Linked DNA regions of Homo sapiens: region 2 is linked to region 1. Evidence: chromatin loops called from intact Hi-C (ENCODE). Cell type or tissue: mesothelial cell of epicardium. All regions are shown on one strand.

The links. A loop is a pair of places that touch in the nucleus more often than their neighbours do. Peaks named below come from ENCODE experiments on the same cell type or tissue, not always from the same donor. Only the 100,000 strongest peaks of a DNase experiment are listed, where the experiment ranks them.
Region 2: a loop joins it to region 1, with 25 times the contacts of the local background. A loop is called at or near these places in 1 of 110 quality-filtered maps.

The regions. Positions count from the first base shown.
Region 1 is chr9:134,942,323-134,946,322 of GRCh38, reverse strand. LOC105376314 (a long non-coding RNA gene) reads right to left here. Exons shown (of 4, transcript NR_188683.1): 4 at 3,116-3,408. LOC124902302 (a long non-coding RNA gene) reads left to right here and starts at 625. Exons shown (of 2, transcript XR_007061846.1): 1 at 625-916. It overlaps LOC105376313 (a long non-coding RNA gene), which reads right to left and starts at 1,597. Exons shown (of 3, transcript XR_930421.3): 1 at 941-1,597; 2 at 751-855. In mesothelial cell of epicardium, no CTCF peak of the experiment used is centred here; a DNase peak (open chromatin) is centred at 1,682.
Region 2 is chr9:134,390,343-134,394,342 of GRCh38, reverse strand. All of the region lies in intron 1 of RXRA (retinoid X receptor alpha), which reads right to left. Among named protein-coding and RNA genes, the nearest start is that of MIR4669, 13 kb to the right of the region's middle. RefSeq lists enhancers at 295-454, 2,311-2,520, 2,561-3,050, 3,101-3,200, 3,581-3,670 and a silencer at 1,066-1,360. In mesothelial cell of epicardium, no CTCF peak of the experiment used is centred here; no DNase peak of the experiment used is centred here.

The sequences.
Region 1 (4,000 bases):
GTGTGAATGTACCTGTGTGTTTTTGGTGTTAATGTGTCTGTGTGTCTGGTGTGAATGTGTCTGTGTGTGTGTGTCTGGTGTGAATACATCTGTGTGTGTGTCTGGTGTAACCCTGTCCCAAGGAGTGGCCCAGCCATCCTTCATGGGTCACAGACTGTGACATTTGGGACTACCAAGTAGTGGGCTTCCCCTGCTGTCCCCAACCCCACCCCACACCCCCAGCACCAGGTGGCTTCATCAGAGTCACAGCTGCCTGTTTGGGAGGCTCTGGGCCCTGAGCGGAGAGGGAAAGGGGCAGATGGGCCAGCACACACTCAACTCACTCTTCGACTTGGCTTTCGCAGGTGGAGCTGCCAGAGGAGCCTCACAGCCTCCCCCAGCCCACAGTGACCACCCTCCTGCCATGAGGCCACTGCTGATGAGCCTGAGTCCCATGTGCATTTGAGGGCACCTGTGGCCCCAGGCTCCGGGCCAGGGCCTGGCTCAGGGCAAGAACCAAGTTAACTGTCTCGTGAATTGGGGACGGGGTAGGCTGCATGGGCAGAGGTGACAGGGGTGCTTCCCCACCCTCCGCGCCACCCTCTGCCCTCTGCCCTTTGCCCTCTGCCCTCTGCCCTCCGCCCTCTGCCCTCCACCCTCTGCCCTCCGCTCTCCAGGTGGCTTTCCCCAGGACCAAGTGTGGTTCTGCCCTGGGAAGAGAATGGAGCAAGGGTCTCCTGGCAGAAATTAGGAACCCAGGACTTTACCCACCTTCAACCAGCCAAATGGCCTCGGTCAATCCTCTCGAACTGCATACCTCAGTATTCCCATTTGTATAAAGAGGGTCTCCATGCTCTTTGAGGACCAGGATCAGATCTGACAAGTGCAAGGTTAAGGTCAGGCTTTCTGGTGACAGAAGGTGTGCAAGCTGACACAGGTGAGGTTTTGTTGACCTGCTTACCTTGCTGGCGTTTTCTTCTTCCTGAAATCCCTGCTTACTGTTTCTCCTCCATTGCCCACCACCTGCCCCAAAACATTCCCCGCCTGCCAGGTAGGGAGACCTGCAGTGAGGACACCCACACGCGGGGTTTCTGTGTCCCTCGAGAGGGGGTGCGAGGGCAATGCCAAACAGGGGAGGGTGGCTAAGGGTGGAATTTCAGGCATGAGCAGGGCCGCCGTGTGTCTAAGCCAGGCATGGAGCAGGGAGGGGCAGGGAGCGCTTCTCCATCCAAGGAGCTCCGGGGGCAGCACACAGCCTCGGGACAAGCCCAGCTGTGGGGCCCGGATCCCGGTCCAGTTCAGTCTCAATCTCCACTCGTTTCATTTCTCTTGAGTCTCTGGGCCTGTTTCCCCATCTTTACATTGCACTGTGGGGTTGCAATGCACAGGGTGGTGAGGTTGGATGAGATGAGCCGACTTTGCCTATGTTAGTATCTCTCATACCCGCATTCCTCACACACTATGTCCGGGGCACTGGGGACCTGTGATCCAGCAAACCCCTGCAGAAAGAGGGACGGCGAACCTCTGAAAGAAGTAAACAAATCAGTCCCAGAAGGAAGGCGGAAAGGAAAGCCGTGGGGATGTGTTTCTGAAGTCAAACACCCTGCGCTCGATAAGGCTTCTGGCAGAGGAAGAGTGAGAGCCCCTCCCAGGCCGGGCTGCCGGCTCTCCTGGCGCCTTCCCGCTCAATCCTATTAGCCATCGAGCAGCAGAAAGAAGCAAAGCACACTCAGAAGGAACGCAGATGTCAGAGACAAAGACAAAAGGCAGGGTGGGGCTGGGAGGAGGCACCGCTTGCAGGCCTGGCCAGGCCAAGCTCCCTGGAGAGGAGCCGCATGGCTCCAGAGGGAAAGTGGTTTAGCAAACTTGATGGATTCCTCTTATTAGACAAAGCCCTGTCTCCCCTACTCCCACCCCTGCACAGCTACAGAAAAAGGCTCTCCAGCGGGGGGGCATCTTACTCCCACCTCCATCCGGGAGGGGCTGGCAGGCTGGGGATGGGGAGAGGAAGGAACCCATACCCCAGGCTGGTCCCCAGGTCCAGCCCCTGGAGAAAGCTGGAGGCCTGTGTGATGAGCACCCTGGCTTCTTCCGTCTCCTGCAGGGCCCCAGGAAGCTGCGATGCCCCCACCAGCCCTGGACTCTCTTTCTTCATGTGGAAGGGTCATCTCAGAACCCAGGTCCAGTAGGATCCAGTAGGGGCTGCGTTCCCTCAGGGAAACCTGGGAGGTGAGGTTGGGAGGGTCATCCATCCACCTGGCCATCGTGCACTTGAGCGAGGCAGACAGGGTGGAGGCAGAACGGCGGGGTGCTGCGGGGCAGGTGGGCGTGAATCCCCTGCCAGCCCTGCCCACACACAGGGATGTGTTGGGGTCCGTCGATGAGAAAGTGTGCCTGCAGGCTTGAGCGGGGCTGGAGCCTCCACCACCCACCTGTGCATGGCAGCTCTTGGTGGGGGGCAGTCTGGGCGGGGTGCCCAGCGGACCCTGTGGCCTGAGTCACGGCGGATCCCGTGTGCCTCACGTAATCCTCCCCCCCGGACCTCCCCAGCCATTTTCAGGACCTCGGGAGGGAAGAAGGCATTTGAACATCTTCAAGATCATTTGCAGGTGAGGAAACTGAGACTCCGAGGAGGTGCTCAGGACCTCGAAGCAGGAACGCGAGTCAGGCCAGTGCACCTGCCAGGCTCACCCTTTTAGTCCAAGAGGCACAGCGCCCTCCGTTTCCACCTGGCAGAGCCCAGGAGTGAGGCTTTCCCACCTCCACACGCCCAGCGCCCGCCCCAGAGGAAAAACACCACTTCCCAGGATCTGACCCAGAGCAGACGATGGAAAGAGAACAGTGTGTGGGGACAGAATCTTCTGGAGACCTCCATTGTGCCTCAGTTTCCCTCTATGTCAAATGTCAGCCTCTGAGCGTTGAGGGTAAACTCTATACATCATTGGAAGATTGTGCAGGGAAAACACCAAAGAGAAGCCCTATCTCAGGAAAGCCCCCCCTGCACGTGCCCCCTCCCCCATTTAGACCTGCTCCCCATCCATGTGCCTGTGCCCCTGGCAAGTCACTGTCGTCTTGTTCCTCTCCCGATGGGGCACATGGGTCAGGACAGAGGCAAAGCAATCAGCTCCACATTGCCTGCCGGCTGCAAGGGGGGGCAAAAGAAATGTTTAATTTATCACTGGTTCCAAGAACTAAGGAAAAAGTAATAATAATTCTGTCTTGAGCACCAAGAGCATGATATTTACAGCCGCAAAACTTTCCCAACAGTTTGAATGCAAAACAGGGTGTGCCGTATTCATAGCCGTTTGTCCCAATTGGAAAGGAAGGCGTTCGAGAGCAAAATAGCACTTTGCTGCAAACCGCTCGCTAAGAAAATGGCAAGGCAGTCTGTGTTCTGAGGGAGGCTGGGAGCTGGAAATGAGCAGGTACCTGAGAAAAACAGAACAAAAGCAGGTGCAGAAGGCGGTCAATGGCAGCCTGTGCCAAGCAGAGCAGGGTGGCTTTCTTTTTATTTAAAATAACATTTTTATTGATTCCTGAATTCCTGCCCAGATGAGGCTGGGGAGACAGGAAGCCACATGGACGAGATGCCCGGGGAGAAAGCCCATGGTCTCCCAGCACTTGCCCTCCCGAGGCTGCTTCCACTCTGCACCGTGTGGCGGGGGCGGTGGGCACAGCCGACTCAGTTTCCCTTGCTCTTAGGGCGAGCACCAGCACTTCTCTCCCAGGAGCTGAGATGATTCATTAACAACCAAGGAGAGATTTGAAAATGAAAAATGTCCTCGCCGTCTCTGGGATTAATCATCGTATAACGCATGCTCCCTCTCTGCGTGGCAACTTAATTACCTGCCGTCGACAAAATGATTCTCCTCCTGCTCCTCTCCGGAGAAACGCTCCCATTTGGAGCCCGCGGTGCAGATTCTCGGCAAAGAATCAAAGCTCTCTTTGCAGCAACAGAAAGGCTCGGGAGTGTTTTTATGGAATGAGAGAGAACAGAAGCAGCCTCTGCTGGAGAGGGGCC
Region 2 (4,000 bases), 550 kb after region 1:
CTCAGCTTAAAGCAATGTCTGTGAAGGCATCCAGCGAGCGTGCAATGACACATCTGCACTGTCACTGCCATCAACATCACCGTCATCATCACCACCGTCATCACCACCACCATCACTATGATCACCATCACTCACCATTAACATCACACATCATCAGTCATCATCACCACCATGATCACCACCATCACCAACATCATCAACACCATCATTACATCATCATCACCACCACCACCACCGTCACCATCACTACCAGCTGAGCAACCCCTTGCCCTGCTCCACTGTGCAGATGGCAGGCTGAAGCCTAGACAGAGAGGTTGACAAGTTTTGTCATAAATAGCAAGGGGATGGTGTTTTGGGTCCTCTTGGCCATACTGAGCAAGTTGAGGACTGGCCAGCGGCAGAAGGAAGAATAGGAAGTGGTGCCGAGGCTGATGGCCACCCTTGCACAGCCCACTCATACAGCCCAGGGGCGCTGGGGTTAGACCCAGTGGTGGCAGGTACAGCTGCAGCCCAGCCACAGTGAGGGAAGTGGGAAGCACACACAGGAGGAAGAGGGTGCTCAGGAGGGGGCTCCCCATGAGCAGTCAGTGCCTGCACCCAGGAAGCATTCAAGACAGAGCTGAGAGGTGAAGACACTCACTAACTGGGGCATGAGGGCTAGGGTTTTTGCAGGAACCCCACCCTGTCATGCCTACTCCCCTGAGAAGCCCACCATGGGAGCTGCGGCCACAGGCCTCACACCAGGCCCAGCTACATTCAACCAGATATGCACGCACCACCTTCCCCGAGTCTTGCAGCCGTTGCTATGATCACCCACCACGCTGGCAGGGCTGCCAGATGCCCATGGCGGCCACTGTCCAGGGATGCCCCAGGCGCTAAGGGGCACACTTAACCTGGGACCAGGCTGCCTGAACCACCATGGTTCAGAAGAGGAAACAGCCCCAGAGCAGCATCCACTCCCAAATTCTTCACAGCTTAGAGGCAGATGTGGACAGGAGGGGCACACCTGGGCCAGGCAGCTGGGAGGTGCAGGCCAAACTCTTGACAGACCCCTGGTCCTCTGTGACCCAGCCTCCTGGTTGTGTCATGCCCCCTTCACCACCCTGTGTGTGCCCCAGTGCTACAGGGAGAAGAGCGCCCAGGTCGCTCATGGCTTTAGGCTGACGGCAGAGCCGGCTGCACCCCTCCCTGCCCAGCTCGCCCTGCACTTGGTCCGATGCCCCAGACGCTGGCTCAGGAAATGTCAATTCCCTACTGTCATTTCCCGCTTCCCCATGATTCCCGGGTTTCCCAGGGCAGGATGGGTTTTTTTTTTTTAAGAAGAAGCCAAGTAACCACCTGCAGAACTGGCCCCTAACAGGGACGAGCAGGCAGGGTCTGTCCCTAGAGGGCTGAGGGGCTGGCAATGACCGGCCAGTGACTGTGGGACTCGGAGCCCCATCCCAGAGTGCCTGCCCAGGGACGGGTTCCCAACGCAGCCGCTACTCCTCCACTCCCACGACTGGCACAAACCTCAAGGGACGCCCATCCCCAAGGTGCAACCCGCACGGCCAAAATGAAGTCCTGAACCCAGGGGCCAGGACCAGGGACCGCAAATCTGAGGCTGGCCCTTTTAGGAGAGCTACAGGGCATCTGATTTTACCAGGAAGCACCCACATCCCCCAGCCTAAAGATGGCTAGGGTAAGCGAGAATTCAGGTAGCCTCATGGACGGAGTCACCCACCCATCCCAGGGACCCAGAAGTCAGGAGGGCTTGGCCCAGCCAGCGCCAAGGAGGAAGCCAGAGGAGAGCCGTGATGGAAATCGCGCAGCTCTGGGGCCAGGCCTGTCCAGCCACGCTCGCTCCACTGGTTCCCAAAAAGGAGCTCCTGCCATGGGGGTACAGGGAGGAGGTGGGCTCAGGGCCACCCACCTAGAAAGATGCCAAGGGGCCCCGGAGAGTCCTGAGAGCTGCTTTCCAGCCACAAGGCCGGAGACACTCGGTAAGCTGACCTGTGCCCCTGTACGGCCATTCCCCCCGGGGCATCGTGAGCAGACCACCCATCTGCTGCCTGGGGCAGAGGCTAGGAGGGTGGGAGGGCGGGAGTCAAGCCCCAGTCCTGGCAGAGTCCCCGTGGAAAGAAGCGGAGTCACGGAAAGGGCGTGACCAAAGGCGTGGGGCCACCAGGAAGCTGGGAGCCCCAATCGCCTGCATGTGACGTCCTTCCCACCCTCCCCCTCTGCAAAATGGAGGCTCTGACACCGGGGCTTGCCCTGCACACTGCACCAAGCCAGGTGACTGTCACGGCCCCCTGCAAACACACAGACTCCATCATGTGGTAGAAGAGCTGCCGTAGGCCGCAGCTACCACAGCTCAAACACCTAACTGCAGGTGCACGCCAGGCCAACATTTCATTACATGAGCTCACAGAAGTGTGGTGACAAGGGGGAGCCGCTCCTCCTGCCCCCGTCCTGCAGGGGAGGAACCAGGGCTCAAGGAGGCGAGATGTTTCCAAGCCCGGAACAAGAGCTGCCGGGTCAACGCCTGGAGGCCTGGCTTTCTGAAGCCTCGGTCCACCCCTTGGCCACCCCTCGACCACCAGGGTGGCCAGACACAGCAGACACCCATGAGCCCTGAGAGTTCCAGCAATGACGCCCACCTTGGAGGACGGGTACCAGCTCGGGGACTTGGCAGAATGCTCACCTCTCCAGGGCCAGGCAGGGGCTCCTGGGCAGCGCAGCCTCCCTTCCAGGCCGTACCCCTGAACTGTGTCTAGCACCACCACAGGGCCAGACCTTCGAGGAGGGTGAGTGGGAAGCAGGGGAATTCCTGGAGAAACCCCGCCTGCCCCACAGCCCGCCTGTGTGGCGAGGGGGCCCCCAGCCTGTGGGCTCCTGGGGGTAGTTTCCCTTCAACAGGAAAAGAAATGATTCTTGTTTCATTTTGAGCCATGTTGCTCTCGGTGGCTCAGAGGCCCTGCCACCGCTGCCAGCAGCTCTGTCGTGGAACGGCCAGGCTTTCCACCCTCAGGGCGGCTCTCGTCTCCACCTTCATGTGCACGGCCACCTGGCTCAGGAACACCCCTGCAGTTCCTCAGGTCCCACCTGTGGTGGAGCGTGGCCAGCTCCATGCCAGAGGCCAACACGATGGTTCAGTCGGGGACTCTGAAATGATCAGGGCAGAGGATGCTCCCCCAGGCATGTCCTGGGGCCTGGCATGGGGCCGGCCTCTCTGGGGGACATCCCCAGTCTTCCCACGGCCCGCTGAGCAGCACCATTTGCAGATGGGGGCACCGGTGCTTAGAATAGGCAGGGCATGGCCACCGGGGCCACGCGGTGGACAGAGTCCAGGCAGGGAACCCCTGAAGGACAGAGCACCTGCTCAGCACCCAAGGCTGGCAGTGGGGACCCTCTCCAGCTGGTGCCGGCTTTCCAAGAATCCCCTCCACACCCGTGCCATAAGCCCAGGCCCACCCTAGCACGCAGCATCCTTCCCACAGAAGAGGCTTACCACCCACGCACCTGAGCCGGATGCCTGTCATGTGCAGGGGCCTGACTGGCGGGGCATCTGCAGACGGGGGACAGGGCCTCACCCATGAGACAGACCAAGAACGGGACGTCAGCCCGCTGAGCAGGACTTCCCCCATCACAACCCCAACATGGGCGCCCTCCCTGCCTCTGCCACTCCCAGGGCTGCGGCGGAGCTCAACGACACCAGCCCAGAGGCTCAACTGCACCCAGAGTTGCCTCTTCCGAGCTCAGCCTCAGCACGTCCCTCCTGCCCCGCAGAAACTTGCTGAGGGCCCGGGTCAGGCTCATCACCACTCTGAGCGAGACAAACCACCCCGTGGCCACAGGCGCCACAGGCCCCACAGGCTGAGCCTCAGAAACCTCCCTCCTGGCTGCCGTGCCTGCTGTGTAGGGCCTGGCCCCCCACCCACTGTCCCAGACTGGGGGCTTTGGACTTTGGGAGTGTAATGGGGAGCCCTGGGAACTTCTGGCAGCGACAGAGTGGACCTCC